Linked DNA regions of Homo sapiens: region 1 is linked to region 2. A link is an interaction called in ENCODE POLR2A ChIA-PET data of the cell type or tissue named here. Cell type or tissue: B cell. All regions are shown on one strand. Links, peaks and the distances in the headings refer to the core of each region. The heading gives the core; the rest is flanking DNA. Region 1 overlaps ACBD5 (acyl-CoA binding domain containing 5). Region 2 overlaps ABI1 (abl interactor 1).

The links. Peaks named below come from ENCODE experiments on the same cell type or tissue, not always from the same donor. Only the 100,000 strongest peaks of a DNase experiment are listed, where the experiment ranks them.
Region 1: POLR2A ChIA-PET joins it to region 2 with 7 read pairs; 2 of 35 experiments call an interaction of 5 or more read pairs at or near these places.

Annotation. Positions count from the first base shown.
Region 1 is chr10:27,220,383-27,228,766 of GRCh38, forward strand. ACBD5 (acyl-CoA binding domain containing 5) reads right to left here. Exons shown (of 13, transcript NM_145698.5): 5 at 2,956-3,070. Among named protein-coding and RNA genes, the nearest start is that of ACBD5, 16 kb to the right of the region's middle. In B cell, for the core only: CTCF peaks have their summits at 3,673 and 3,872; a DNase peak (open chromatin) is centred at 3,719; H3K27ac peaks cover 406 bases.
Region 2 is chr10:26,796,377-26,804,760 of GRCh38, forward strand. The region is part of intron 2 of ABI1 (abl interactor 1); the gene reads right to left. Among named protein-coding and RNA genes, the nearest start is that of ABI1, 60 kb to the right of the region's middle. In B cell, for the core only: no CTCF peak of the experiment used is centred there; a DNase peak (open chromatin) is centred at 3,125; H3K4me3 peaks cover 812 bases; H3K27ac peaks cover 7,243 bases.

The sequences.
Region 1 (8,384 bases), core at 119-8,118, 420 kb after region 2:
TGTCCAAGTGGCCAAAGCTATATCCCGAGGGTAAATACATCAGAGCTTCTCAACTTTAATGTGCATACAAATCTTCTGAGAGCTATTTAAGATGCAGATTCTGAATTAGTATGTCTAGGGTGATCTAAGATTCCAAATTTCTATAAAGATCACATTTGTTACCAATGCTGTTGGTTACTGGACACTGTTTTGAGAACATGGATTGAAAGACAATATTTTTGAGGTAACAATACTCCCCAAAATGATCTGCAAATTCACTGCAATCTGTATCAAAATCCAAGCTGGCATTTCTGCAAAAATTGACATGCAGATTCTAAAATTCATATGAAAATGTGAGGGATCAAGATTAGCCAAAACAATCTTGAAAAATAACAAAATTGGAGGACTCATCATTCCTGATTTCAAAACTTACTGTATATGTATATTCTGAAAATGGCAATGTAAAACTGATACATCTGTTCTATTGGACCTAAATGGCTACTTTTAAGGAAATGCTTTGTTTAGAAAAAAAAAGGCAAGACTGCAAACTGTTTTGCAATTTGGTAATATCTTACAAAATTACAAACATCAAACATTTCTAACTCCATTTCTAATATTTCTTACAGATATGCTTTCACATATGTGAAATGACAAATGTACGTGGTTATTCTCAGCAGTATTTTCTGAAGATCAAAGGAGTAAATAACCTAAATGTCCACCAGAATGGCTCAGGTTAAAAAAATTATGGTGCAGGTCCACAATCCCTTACTTACAACCCTTGGATCCAGATACATTTTGAAATCTCAAGTTTTCTAATTTTGCAAAGGTTATATGGTACATATGCCATTTGGTATATTATGTAACACATCCAATAGAGTCTAAGGCAGCTCTCACTAAAAAGAGAATGTGATTTTTGCAGCAAAACATATAAATAGTTACATTAAAGAGGAAAGAGACTCAAAATACCCTCGTTTTACTTCAGGTCAGGTTTTACTCCCCAGATTTTTAGTTCATATCAGACAGGTTTTGCTGCCAAATGAGTTTACCAAAAAACTTCTGGTCTTCAAAGATTTTTAAAATTGTAAGTTATAGCTAGGTAGCTGTGAGCCTGCACCTTTATTACTATTATTTACTCTTCTTTGTTTTATAATTAGCTGTTTAAATATCTGCCTCTGGCCAGTGGCTGGACACCACAGCAGCAGATCCAGATTTATTTCCCTCTGCATCCCAACATGCCTGACATACATAAAACATTTAATTTTTTTTTTCTGGCAGGGTACAATTGCTCATGCCTTTAATTCCAGTGCTTTGGGAAGCTGAGTTGGGAGGATTACCTGAGGTCAGGAGTTCGAGATCAGCCTGGCCCACATGGCAAAACCCTGGCTCTACTAAAAATACAAAAATTAGCCATACAAGAATACAAGTGTACACTTGTAATCCCAGCTACCTGGGAGGCTAAGTCAGGAGAATTGCTTGAACCCAGGAGTTGGAGGTTGCAGTGAGTCAAGATGGGACCACTGCACTCCAGTCAGTGTGACAGAGGAAGACTCCATCTCAAAAAAAAAAAAAAAAAAAAAAGAAAAGAAGAAAACATTTAGTTTTTTCTCTGAATTGAATAAGCATGCCTTATAAGAAGGACTACTTGTTAATATTTGACTTCTGTAAGCAAATCAGATGTAGAATGATGTGGTAGAGTTATGCCCAGTAAGCAGTCAGTACTACTTGCACGTGGTTTATGACCGTGACAAGGACCGATTTCAGCACAGGAAGATTACTATTCTGAAATGCTGCCATTATTGTCAATTATTAAAAGATGTCTTATAAATAGGGATGTCAAGGGAAAAAAAGGGGATGCCAGGCGATTTTTATTTAAAGGGTATATAATTTTCTCTTAAATTGACTCTTGTGGTCTCATTTCACTCTGCTTTCTAAAAAAAATTCAAGATCAAATGTTTAGTTAATACCAACAAATCTCCCATTTTATTCAACTCCTACAAGTATGCAAAACACAACCCTTTCAATCCTTTGTGTACATGAAGACAAAATTCTAAAAAAAAAAAAAAAATAGAAGTTGTAATCCATGCAGAGATGCTTGAACCAAAATAAAGAAAAAAGAAAACAAGCTAAATGAATTAACTGTCTTGCATTAGCTTATATGCTATAGTTAAACCACACCCTAAACACATCTATTTTTAATTTCTTTTTTTGTTTGTTTTTTTCTTTTTTTGAGACAGCATCTCACTCTGTTGCTCAGGCCGGAGTGCAGCAGAGTGATCTCGTCTCACTGCAAACTTTGCCTCCTGGGTTCAAGTGATTCTTGTGCCTCAGCCTCCCAAGTAGCTGGGATCACAGGCGTGTGCCACCATGCCTGGCTAATTTTTGTGTTTTTTGTAGAGACGGGGTTTCACCAAGTTGGCAAGTCTGGTCTTGAACTCCTGACCTCAAGGTGATCTGCCCGCTTTCGCTTCCCAAAGTGCTGGGATTACAGGCATGAGCCACCACACCTGGCCAACATATCCATTTTAAAATTAGCTAGTAAATCATTGAATTCAAAGTACTATTAACGTAATTCTCAAAGCAAAATAGAAAACATGACCTATCAAAATAAAACCATGAATTCTGCTATAATTTCGAATATACTAAGTAAACTACCTGGTGTATTTTAATAGCTTACCACTTAAGGGTTAAAATTTTAAGGGTTTATAATGTTTTGGAACTTCATATAATGTGTTTGCCTGGAATGAAAACTCCTGGGTGACAAGATTGTAAGTTCTGTAAGTTTGTGCAGAATTCTTTTGACATGTAAATTTTAAACAAAACTTTTACATGATTTCATGATTCCTACCTTCTAAACATTTAGAGATTTTCTCCAGTCGGACTGGCGCGTGAAAGTAAGAAAAAAAATCAGAGATACAAATATTAATATGTGCATAATATATCAGTTGATGAATTTAAAAATAGGTAAAATAGTCCAACCTGAGGTTATATCAGAACTCCTGCCACTCTTTTTGTCCTCGACAATTTCATAAAATGGACCTATGACACGCAGCAATTCTTCAACTTTCTCAGTCATTGGCATAGTTTCAATAATCTGTAATCAAAAGAAACAAATATTGTGAAATCACAAACTCTTAATTTGATCTCCACTAATATCAAATAATCTCCTATTTCCAATTTGTCAATAATTTTAATATTTGACATTCATAATAGACTCTCTGAAGGATCTACATTAATTACATACTTAATGTATACACACTGTGGCCGGGCTAAGTGGTGGCTCATGCCTGTAATCCCAGCACTTTGGGAGGCCAAGGCAGGAGGATGGCTTGAGCCCAGAAGTTTGAGACCAGCCTTGGCAACACAGTGAGACCCTGTCTCTTAAAAATTTTTTAAAAAACATTAACCAGGCACGGTGGTGTGTGTCTGTGGTCCCAGCTACTCCAGAGGCTGAGGTGGGAGGATTACATGAGCCTGGGAGGTCGAGGCTACAGTGAGCCATTATGGCACCACTGCACTCCAGGCTTGGTGACAGAGTGAGATGCCATCTCCAAAAATTAAAAAATAAAATAAAAGGAATCCTTTAAAAAAAGTATATACACTCCTAGAAAAGCTTCAAGTATATTAAAGATCTAAAAGTGTTCTCATTTTGAAGATTATTTTACATGAGCTTCATGTAAAATTTTATACAATAACTTATAAATTGTGTATTACAGCTAGGGGGCGCAGTGCAATGGCTCACACCTGTAATCCCAGCACTTTGGCAGGCCAAAGCAGGAGGAGGATGGCTTGAGCCCAGGAGTTCGAGACTTGCCTGGGCAACATAGTAAGGGCCCATTTCTACAAAAAAAAAAAAAAAAATTGTCTAATTATCCAGACATGGCGGTGCACGCCTGTAGTCCCAGCTACTCGGGAGGCTGAGGTGGAAGGATCTCTTGAGCCCAGGAAATTGAGGCTGCAGTGAGCCATGATCACACCACACTGCACTCCAGCCTAGGCAACAGAGCGAGATCTTGTCTCCAAAAAAATAAAGGAAACAAACAAAAAAACTAGGGGCTTTCATTAAACGAAATAGAAAACTGAAGTTAGAGTAAAATTATGATGTCTGTTCTTTAACAATAAGGTAGCGTAGTATTTCTAACAGGGCACAAAAGTAAAGTAGGAAATTGTAATCACTTTCAGACACCTTCATAAATATGGGCCAATTTAGAATCACCAAATTTAAAGAACAAGGTAAATTAACTGAAAAGGTATTTAACTAAACAGCCATCAATTGGTGACTGATCAAAGAAATTAAAGTATTTCTAGATTTGAAATATTTTGCATATATTAAAAAGAATAAAGTCAGCTCTGTGTGTGCCAATCACAGGATGTTTAATATGATAACAGGGGCCGGGCGTGGTGGCTCACGCCTGTAATCCCAGCACTTTGGGAGGCTGAGGCAGGAGGATCACCTGAGGTCAGGAGTTTGAGACCAGCCTGTCCAACATGGTGAAACCCCATCTCTACTAAAAATACAAATATTAGCCGGGCTTGGTGGCATGCACCTGTGATCCCAGCTACTTGGGAGGCTGAGGCGAGAGAATTGCTTGAACCCAGGAGGCGGAGGTTGCAGTGAGCCAACATCACACCACTGCATTCCAGCCTGGGCAACAAAGTGATACTCTGTTTCCAAAAAAAAAGATACCAGAACTGGCTCCCTCTCTCTCGCTCTCTTTCTTTTTTTTTTTTTTTGGAGACAGCGTCTCGCTCCATCATCACCCAGGCTGTAGTGCAGCGGCACGATCTCGGCTCACTGCAACTTCCACCTTCCTGGTTTGAGCAGTTCTCACCTTCAAGCAATTTCAGACACCTTCATAAGTGATTTGCCCACCTCGGCCTCCCAAAGTGCTGGGGTTATAGGTGTTAGCCACTGCGCCTGGCCAAAACCCTAAAATTCTTGTTCAAACAACATGCTTTTATTCCTAAACCAAATACAAGATGGATCATTGGTGGTCTATGGTAGTCAGCAACTCTGATAGGATTACATGCTCATCAACACCATTCCCCACTGTGTTATATGTGTAGGAGGAGGTTGTTGAGAGAGATTACACAGAATGAACTATGTTAACAATAACTGGTTCTAGTGATTATAATTTAATTTTACAGCTTGTAGTAAATTATCTGATTGCTGCTCCTCTGAATGTACTGTGAAAGGAATGCTTTAATCACAAAATTTCTTTTTGCTAAAGGAAACATTTGTTATGAGGCTAGGGCCATGTGGAGGAATGTTTTATTATTTATTATAAATATCTGAGTTGTAATATATTTGAATTATAATAATAATTCTGAGATAAATCAGATTCAAACCAAGAGAAATGTTTAATGTGACCAAGTCACAACTAATAAATGGCAGAGAAATAATTCAAACATAAATCAGCACCCTTTACACTATCCCACACTGCCGTAATATAAAGACTTCAGTTAGCAGAATCTAGTAAGCCAATTGCATACCACATCCTGACCACCAAGCAACACCTCTACTTCTCAAGGCTTATTAAAAGATCTCTTTCTTAACTTTGTCCTTATTTTTAAGGCTACTAAATTCGGCATTTGGGTTTCTCATGCCCCATAGGGTAAAAGAGTAAACTGTGGACTGAAGTCTCAGAACGAAATAAAAGGAGTATCCATTGGCAGTAAGCAAATATTAACTGAGTATTCATTCTCTCAACAAACCAGAATTTCAGTAGTTAATATAGTGAAGACACAGTAGCCAAAACAAGACACATCCAAAATTGATGAAGTTACTCTCTTTGTTTTTTCTTTTTCTTTTAGATTCAGAGGGTACATGTGCAGGTTTGTTACAAGGGTATACTGTGTGATGCTGAAGTTTGGGCTTCTATTGATCCAGTCACCCATACAGTAAACACAGTACCCAATAGGAAGTTTTTCAGCCCTTTCCTCCACCCTTTTGAAGAGGTTATTCTCTGAGGAAGCAACTTTAAACATACACAAACCAAGAATGATCCCCAGCCATTTGCAAAATTATCTCCCTGACACCAATATTGAAATACAAGAAATGGTGCACATGTACACACATGAGATACAGACTACACACACACACACACACACACACACACACACACACACAAGCAGACACAGGCAAATCTCAGTCTAGGTAACTACTACCTACCCTCAGAGAAGATGTTATCTAAACCAAGCTTGTCCAATCTGCAGTCCTCGGGCAGCATGTGGCCCAAGACGGCTTTAAATACCCAACACAAATTCGTAAACTTTCTTTTTTTTTTTTAATTTTTTTTGTTAATTTTTTTGCGACAGCGTCTCACTCTGTCGCACAGGCTGGAGTGCAGTGGCATGATCTTGGCTCACTGCAGCCTCTGCCTCTGGGGTTCAAGCAATTCTCCTACATCAGCTGCCCGAGTAGCTGAGACTATAGGCATGCACCACCATGATCAGCTAACTTTTTTGTATTTTTAGTAGAGACGGGGTTTCACCATGTTACCCAGGCTGGTGTGGAACTCCTGACCTCAAGAGATCCACCCACCTCGGCCTCCCAAAGTGCTGGGATTACTAGCTGGGATTACTAGTGTGAGCCACTGCGCCTGGCCCAAATTCGTAAACTTTCTTAAAACATTCTGATTTTTTTTGCGATTTTTTTTTTTTTTTTTTTTTTTAGTTCACCAACTATTGTTAGTATCAGTGTATTTTATGTGTGGCCTAAAATAATTCTTCTTCCAGTGTGGCTCAGGGAAGCCAAAAGATTGGCCACCCCTGGTCTAAAGTTATAAGTTAACTAAGCTAATTTAATATATTATAACCCAACCAAATGAAGAATGTTTTGACAGAAATATCTGGTAAGCTGCATGGACACCAGAAAAGAGGCATCCAAAGCCCCATAATTTTTCTAGGTCTGTCCAGCACTTTTCCTCAGTGAGAGACATCATTTCTACATGATGAAAATATACTGGAAAGGTGTAGATATACTCTTAAGAAAGCGAAGACTAAATTCCTCAGGCTTTTTTGGTCCAAAATTACCACATCTCTTAAAGCCATCCAAATCCTAATGCTCTACTCTCTGTTCAATGGAATCACTAACTCAGTCTCCCAAGCACTTCTAACCTTTTGAAGAGTGACCTAGATATCACTTCTGAGTATGCTGATCACTAGAAGCCTATCACTCACTTTAAGAAACTGGCATTTGTTTTTTCCCTCAATCTGCAAAAGATGTTTACTATGAGTGAAACCTTAAAACAAAAGCCAACCCTCAGTACTCAGAGACAGTTGGTGTTCTAGAGTTGTTGAGCTATGGACTAGACCCTCTGCCATGGCAACTTTCAGGTTCCATCTTTATTTATTTATTTATTTATTTTCTGAGACAGAGTCTCGCTCTGTTGCTCAGGCTGGAGTGCAATGGTGTGATCTCGACTCCCTGCAACCTCCGCCTCCTTAATTCAAGTGATTCTTCTGTCTCAGCCCCTCTAGTAGCTGAGATTACAAGCGCCCGCCACCACGCCCAGCTAAATTTTTGTATTTTAGTAGAGATGGAGTTTCACCATGTTGTCCAGGCTGGTCTCCAACTCCTTACCTCAGGTGATCCGCCTGTCTCAGCCTCCCAAAGTGCTGGGATTACAGGCATGAGCCACCGCGCCCGGCCGAGATTCCATCTTTAATGAGACCATCCTCTAATCCTCCCTCTATTACAGTGATTATCCCAATCTCTTAGAAATCCTGAAATAATTAGTCTGGGGTCATCCTGGGGCATTTCTATTTTTTCACAAGATCCCCTAGTGATTTTAATGTGTAGCCAGGGTTTAGTACACCCATCTCTTTTTAAATTCAACAGACATAAGGCACATTATTCAAATGTTAGCTGAATATTCTGGAAATCCCCAGAAGAGAGCCTAAATTTGTACAAAAAAAAAAAAATAGAATTTTGGCCGGGCGTGGTGGCTCATGCCTATAATCCCAGCACTTTGGGAGGCCGAAGTGGGAAGATCACGAGGTCAGGAGTTTGAGATCAGTCTGGCCAACATAGTTTGAAACCCCGTCTCTACTAAAAATACAAAAAATTAGCCAGATGTGGTGGTTTGCGCCTGTAATCCCAGCTACTCGGGAGGCTGAGGCAGGAGAATGGTGTGAACCGAGGAGGCGGACGTTGCAGTGAGCCAAGATGGCGCCGTTACACTCTAGCCCAGGCGACAGTGCGAGACTCCGTCTCAAAAAAAAAAGAATTTTATACTTCTATAAATAAACCTTATTGAATGAAACATGCATTTCTCCCACTCCTCAAACCACATTACTTTCCCTCAAAGCTAAAATCCTATTACATTATATTAAAATAATGTTTTATTCCATTAAGTTTTTCAGTGACATTTTATGGGACACTATCAATTATGAAAAGCAATTTT
Region 2 (8,384 bases), core at 113-8,112:
TTTTCTATGTTTAGACATGCTTGGATACACAAATACCACTGTGTTCCAATTGCCTACAGGACTGAGGACAGTAACATGCTGTACAGGTTTGTAGCCTAGGAGCAACAGGCTGTACCATAGGGCCTAGGTATACAGTAGGCTGTACTATCTAGGTTTGCGTAAGTACACTCTATGATGTTCACACAACAAAATGGCCTAGGAATACATTTCTCAGAACATTTCCTTGTCATTAAGCAAGCATGACTGTATTAAGGATTTTCATTAAATAAGTAGATTTTAGGTGCTCATCACTTAACAAAAGTAACTATGTGAAATGACAGATGTGTTTATCTGCTTCACTATAGTAACTAATTTACTGTCTATATGTATTCCATAACACAGCAGTCCCCTTTTTGGCACCAGGGACCGGTTTTGTGGAAGACAATTTTCCACGCACTGGGGAGACAGGCGAATGGTTTTGGGATTAAACTGTTCTACCTCAGATCATCAGGCATTAGATTCTCATAAGGAGCATGCAACTTAGGTCCCTTGGACATAAGGTTCACAATAGGGTTTGCGCTCCTGTGAGAATCTAATGCCACAGCTAATCTGACAGGAGGCAGTAATGTTCGCTGGCCCTCTGCTCACCTCCTGCTATGCAGCCCGGTTCCTGACAAGCCACGGACTAGTACAGGCCAGTAGCTCAGGGGTTGGGGACCCCTGCCATAACGTCATGTTGTAAACCTCAAATATACACAGTAAAATTTATTTTTTAAGTCTAAAGGAAAGTAATTTTTAGTCTAAAACTAAGGACAGTATAGCATAGTGATAACAAGTAGATTCTAAAACCAGACTGCCTGGTTCAAATGATGCCATTTAATAGATGTATTATCCTGAACAAGTTGCCTAAGCTCTTTGTGTATCAATTTCTTCATCTGTAAAATGAGGTTGTTATAAGAATGAATTAATTCATAGGTGTTCATTTATGTAAAAAGCCTGGTATACAATATGCACTCTATAAGTGCTCTAGAAAGCACGACTAGGGATAGGAAGGGATTGCACTGAATTCCGCTTGTCATTGTAATCCCTTAGGTAGTATGTGACTGGTTTTTAATCACATTCACATATTATCACAGGGAGGAAGGGAGGGAGTTGTAAAATGAAGTCCAAAGATAACAGCTTGGTACAGAAGAGTATCTATATGCCTTTAGCTCAAATGAGATAAGCAGAAACACAGAAAATGTAAAAATGAGGGAGAATCTCAGCAGACAGTCAAGAAGGAAGGCAAGGCATGGTAGGAAAAACCTGATCTGGCTGAATAGTGGGGTCAGAGCTGTAAACCAAGACATGCTGTTCAGATTAAAGAAAAAAAGCATGGCTTGTCGATATCAGAGTAGAACGGAATGTTCATATGAAGAAACTGAGTTTTAATCACAATTAACTGACTTTTCAAAGATGAGATTCACTGAGGGGTTTTGATTGACATTAAAAGCATTTTAAATTAAAGGATAATAGGAAAACAAAGTAACAGACTTTATGTCTTGTTAAAGTCATTATTACCTTACTAATATAAGCAATGCCAACTAGAGCAATATGGCACATTAGATAACCTGAAATCTCTCCCACTAGAAACTACCTAAAAATGCTTGATTTAAAGATGCTATGAAAGCATCTTTTTAAAATTCACAGTCCAAAACTAAAGAGAGTAAAGAAAATCCAGGGAGACTAGGAAAAAGAGAGGACAAAAATTCAGAGCAGAAAACATGAACAAGGCTGCAGCTACTCTGTAGTAGCTTTTTGGCCTCTAGCAAAGGAGCTTGTACTTTTATGCCACATGGGGACAAAATTAAAATACCCTTTGGGCTTGCTGAAGGTGGGAAGTTAGAACTGATATAGCAAAAGGGACTTTGCAGATGTGATTAAGAATCTTGAGACGGGGTGCTATCCAGTATTGGGGGGGGTGAATCAAATGAAATCACGAGGGTCCTTACAAGCCAAAGAGGGAGGCCAGAGGGTCAGTACTGATCAGTGATGCCATACGAAAAAGACTCAACTGGCCATTGGTGACTTAAAGATGGATGAAGGGGTCATGCGCCAAAAGTGCAGGTGGCCTCTAGAAGCTGAAAAAAGGCAAGGGAACAGATGCTCCCCTAGTGCTTCTAGAAGGAACACAGCCCTATCCACATATTAATTTTAGCTCAGTGAAACCCATTTCAAACTTCTGACCTCCAGAACTGTAAGATAATAAAGATATGTTATAAGCCACTAAATTTGCGGTGATTTGTTACAGCAACTATAGGAAACTAAGGCGCACACACTGAGGTGGGGTTGGGGAATGTTCTAGAAAGTATACACATTTCCATGAAGTTTTCAGGTTCAAAAAGTATAAATAGTCCTGGACTGACGGCATCCTAGAACACTTAGCAGAACAGGGAATATACCTTCAGCTTAGCTTATCAATGGTATATCCCTTAAGTGGCACAGAGATCTCAACACATGAGATCTTAAAATAAGCTTACAACACAAATTTACAAAACACATAAGGAAAAAAATTCACCACAAGCAGGAGTCAGCATGTACACATGTAACAAATCTCCGAAGGAAGTTAATCCAAAAGAAAGAAAGGAGAAAAAAGAGACAGAACAGATGACATAAGTAGAAAACACAAAATGATGTTGTTTCATTTGAATTCAAATATATCATTAACTACATTAAATGTAAATTCAATAGTACTCCTATTAAAATAAGTATCACTGTATTTTTGTGAATCCAGTTATATGATTTCTTAGAAGAGGCAATTTTTTTAGCTTTTTTCCAGTTCCATCTCCCAAAGCTCTGTCATCCAGACAAATCTTTAAAAACAGAAAAAAACTGCAAGAATAAAAAAGATATATTCTGCATATTAATATATAGTATATTAATATAATATCGAGAACTATAATCAGAAAAGATTCTTAGAGGCAGAGTGTCCTGTATTCCATAATTATGCTGCATTTTCTCAAAAATATTTTAAAATACATTTAAATACTCAATGAAGGCTTTATAATTTACACTGTGCTCTTCAAAAAGAACAAACCAAAAGCAATAAAGAAGCTGCTTGCCAAGCTTCGGGGGAGGGGGGAAATTAGAAAAAATGAGCACGTGCAACTGCACATAAAACTGCAGGTGGCTAGAAAGGAAACCAACTGAAGGGGAAAAAATCTAAAAATAGGCTTAGAACAGTGATTCTGACTGCCTTCGTTTGGATTTTCAAATCATTTCAGAGCTAAAACTGAGAGATGAAATGTGTACAATTTGTTTTAACCAAGAAGGCTATTTTAGAAATAAGTTCTGCCATAATTAAATATACTTATTTATGCGTTAGAAGTTCAAGTACCATTTGCAATTCAAAACCCAAAGAATTTTTCAATTAGAAATGATCTTAATGACAAATTATAGCAAAATCAATTATTCCCAATTAATTGAAAAAAATTCCTCTGACAGTACATTTTGCTGCTCTCTTTCAAAATATTTTTAGGGACATCACATCTTGATGGGCATGCCAAGTTCTCTACAGGCTTCCTCTAGATTTCCATATTATCACAGATTCTAAAGACACAAAACTAAAAACACTTGGAAAACAATTTTACAATATAAACCACAAAAACGTAAAAAAAAAAAAAAAAAAAAATTAAGACAGTGGGAGCAGCTTTTAAATAGGAAACTACTGCCTTCAAAAAGTCATCCTTAATATATCACCTGAATCGGGCCGGGCGCAGTGGCTCAAGCCTGTAATCCCAACACTTTGGGAGGCCAACCTAGGTGTATCACCTGAGGTCAGGAGTTCAAGACCAGCCTGGCCAACATGGTGAAACCCCGTCTCTACTAAAAATACAAAAAATTAGCCGGGCATGGTGGCGTGTGCCTACAGTCACAGCTACTCAAGAGGCTGAGGCAGGAGAATCGCTTGAACCCTGGAGGCAGAGGTTGCAGTGGGCCAAGATCGCGCCACTGCACTCCAGCCTGGGGGAAAGAGTGAGACTGTGTCTCAAAAACAAAAACAAAACTCCTGAATCTAATCACAAGGAAGCATTACACATACCCATACGGAGACACATTCTACAAAACAACTGGCTATAAATTTTCCAAAGTATCAAGGTCAGCCGCGCACGGTGGCTCACACCTATAATTCCAGTACTTTGGTAGGCCAAGGTGGGAGGATGGTTGAACCCTCCAGTTTGAGACCAGCCTGGGAAACATAGTGAGAACTCATCTCTATAAAATAAAACAAAAAAATAAGGCAGGAGGATCATTTGAGCCCAGGAGGTGGAGGATGCAACGAGCCATGACAGGACCATTACACTGCTGCCTGGGTGACAGACCAGGACCTTGCCTCAAAAAGAAAAAATCAAGGGGCCAGGCACAGTGGCTGACGCCTGTCATCCCAGCACTTTGGGAGGTCGGGAGTTCGAGACCAGCCTTACCAACATGGAGAAACCCCATCTCTACTAAAAATACAAAATTAGCCAGACATGGTGGCACACGCCTGCAATCCCAGCTACTGGGGAGGCTGAGGCGGGAGAATCACTTGAACCCAGGAGGCAGAGGCTGCGGTGAGCCGAGATTGTGCCATTGCACTCCAGCCTGGGCAACAAGAGCAAAACTCCATCTCAAAAAACAAAGGATCAAGGTCAGATGAGGTCAAGAGAAGACTGAGGAACTGTGCCAGACTGAGGAAGATGAAGGAGACATGACATTTAATGTTTCTGAACTGGATCCTTTCCTATGAAACTACTGGAACAACTGGCATACTTGAATGGAATTTGTTGATTAGATGGTAGCAATGTATCAGTGGTAATCACCCGACTTTGATGAGCGTAATACGGTGATGCAGTAAAATGTATTTGTTTCTAGAAAATACACACCATCGTGGCCGGGCACGGTGGCTCATACCTATAATCCCAGCACTTTGGAGGCCAAGGCAGGCGGATCACTTGAGCTCACAAGTTTGAGACCAGCCTGGGCAATATGGCAAAACCCTGTCTCTACAAAAAATACAAAAATTAGCCAGGCGTGGTGGTATGCACCTGCAGTCCCAACTACTTAGGAGGCTGAGGTGGCAGGATGACTTGAGCCCGGGACGCAGAGGTTGCGGTGAGCCAAGATCACGCCACTGCAGTCCAGCCTAGGCGATAGGACCAGAACTTGTCTCAAAAAAAAAAAGGAAAAAAGAAAATACACACTACAGTATTTAGGGGCAATGAGAGCATCATACCAGCAAGTTATTCTCAAACTGTTCAAAATAAAAAGCTCTTTTGTCCTATGCCTGTAACTTGCAATCCAATAAAATTTCTCTAAAAAGATACACTGATTTTTCATTAACTGAAGTAAAGAATTCTAATGGCCCTAAATTCTGCATCATACTCCTCCAAAGAGATGATGTGATTATCCTTCCACTCTAACATCCTTCCCTGTTATTTGTTGGATAAATGCATGCATGCATGCTAGACAATGGGAATAGAGCAATGACCATAATAGACCTCCTATGGAAGGCACATACCGAACAATCAGACAAATAGCTATATAATTCAAATAATAAATGCTATGAAGGGAAAGTATAGGATGCCACAAAAATAGTTAACAGAGACTCCTAATAGCATGTTTGCTGACAGGAAACAGGTCAGAAAGGAGAAACAGGGGAAAACCACCCTTTTAAAAAAGTTAGGTTAATAAGAACTAAACGAAGAGTGGGCATTAGCTAGGTGATGCATGTCTGTAATAACATATGTCAAGACACTAACATGGGAGAGAACATTTGTTATCCCTGGAAGTTAAAAGTCTAAGAAGAGTTAGGACAAGGCAAAAAATTAAGGCAGGCGCCAGATGCCAGACCTTTAAAGAACCTTTAAATGCCATTAAAAGTAATTTAGGATTTTTTCCCTTGTAGTCACTAATTTTCAAACCTTTTTTATTATTCAACCCTAATTTCAAATCAAGTCTTACAGAGACTCTCAATATATAATATAAACTAAAACAGCACTGTCCTATCTAAAGTGGGTAGAGTGCTTTAGAATTTCACCGACTGAGGCTCCTGTTTACCTAAAATGAGGGCAAAGGCAAAAACAGGCAATTGTTTGAGAGAGAGAAGGCAGTATCACAAATAATACATGTTGGGGATATACTAGCTAGACTTCCAATCAAAAACTAATACAATAAATCAATGACAATCATTCACAGAGCATTTACATACAAAGGAAGTAAACACAATGGAGTGATGAGGGGAAAGGGGAAAACATGGTAAATATAGGAAGTAGCGCTAACAGCAGGAGCAGTACTTCTAAATCCAAATGGCAAGGGGTGGGAGAGATTACAACAATGTGGAACAGAAAGTCACACAGAGAAGACCACCTGGAGGAGGCAGTACCTGTGTCCGGACACTGCCAACCCAAGGTAACCTCACAGCGAAGAAACCAGGGAAATAAATATTCTGAATTGGCCTTTCTCACTGCTTCCAATCTACCTGTTTTCTACACTAGCTGAACTGTGATCCAAGTCACAGATACTGATTGACAAAATCCATACAAGTAAGCCTACCGGGCACAGAACAGGAGAGAAAAAGGAAAGCATAGATCAGGAAGATCAAACAGAAGCTATCTGTCATGCAGGAGTATATATAGAAGTACTAGGAAAAATCAAACCTAGTGTTCTGGGAGCAAGGAAAAGGTTTCCATTAGGCAGAGACAATTAAGACGAAGCCTAAACAATGAGCAAGAGTTAGGCAGAAGAAATAGGGGAGACAGACATTCCAGGCAAAGGGACTAGCACTACAAACATACACTTCCAGAAGAGTAAATAAATTAGGATGTTTGAAGCACAGAATATGAGGGAAAAAAAGGGAAAAGAAGAAAACTAGAGCAGCAAGGGGAAATAAGATCAATCTTTTATACCATGCTTCCCTTCCCTTTACCTTTAGGCTAAAGGCAAAGTTTAAGAATTGACATGACCTCATCTGACAGAAATGGGTGTGGGTTTTTAATAAAAGTAACAGGTACAGGGATTTTTTAATGGCTGAAGTCCATTTGCTCTCCTATTTCTTGGTTAAATAGCTCTTGCCTGGTCATTTCACAAGAATTGCAAGGCAGAGTGGAAATGTAGAGAACAATGCAAACACCAGTAATACTAAATTATTACACAAATTCTAATCTACGTTATCCTTTTCAATTTCCCAAATTTTGACTTTTTCAGGAAACAGGCAGGCAAAAATGTTTAGTGATCACATTAAGTCATCTGTTTAACATTCTGAACCAAATAATTGATAATTGAAATTTTACACTAGAGTGTATCCATTCTGCTTCAAAATGGAGAATCTTTCTAAAAATAAAATTGACATCGTGCCCTATTTGCAAAGAACTACAGATTTTCTAAAGTGACACACTGAAAATTTAAGAGACTTGAGGATCAACTCCTTGCCAGGCCCTATTGAAGATACTAGGGATACAGTGATATACAAAACAGATAAGGTTCCTGTCATCATTAAACTTAACCTCAAAAGAAAGAATAGCCATTAAATAAGTACGCATACAAATAAACATAATTACAAACCTGGTATGTAGTACAAAGGATGAAGTAAAAAAAAATTCTGCTATGTAGTACAAAGGATGAAATAAAAAAAAAAAATTCTATTATATTAAGAACAAATATAATTGATGACTCTGCAAAAGCAATGTCCAGGGAGTGGAAGGAAACAAAGTCAAATACAATAGATCGGCTGGGTGTGGTGGCTCATGTCTGTAATCCCAGCACTTTGGGAGGCTGAGGCAAGCAGATCACCTGGGGTCAGGACTTTGAGACCAGCTTGGCCAACATGGCAAAACCCTGTCTTTACTAAAACTACAAAAATTAGCCAGTCGTCGTGGTGCATGTCTGTAGTCCCAGCTACTTGGGAGGCTGAGGCACAAGAATCTCTTGAACCCGGGAGACAGAGGTTGCAGTGAGCTTAGATCGCACCACTGCACTCCAGCCTGGGTGACAGAGCAAGGCTCTATTTAAAAAAAAAAAAAAAAATCACAATGGATTGAGGCATACATATGTTTGAAGGAAGAAGCTGCCAGGAAACAGCAGATTCAAGAACTTGGTTGTAAACTGACAACAGAGAAAGGCAATATATCAAAAGGCATGGTTAGGAAAACTTAAGATGGGAAGACATACACATGTTAAATGTTTATTCGAAGTGGGAACACAAGAGAGATTGAATATAAGAGAAAAAAGGGATGACAGATATGATGACTAATAATGCCAACACTATGTAAAGGTAAATGCTTTATAAGCAATTCCTTATTTAATCTCCAAGGTTAGCACTATTGTCCAAATTCTGCATATGAGATAACTAAACTCAAAAAGGTAGGTAGGAAAAATCACACAGTGAC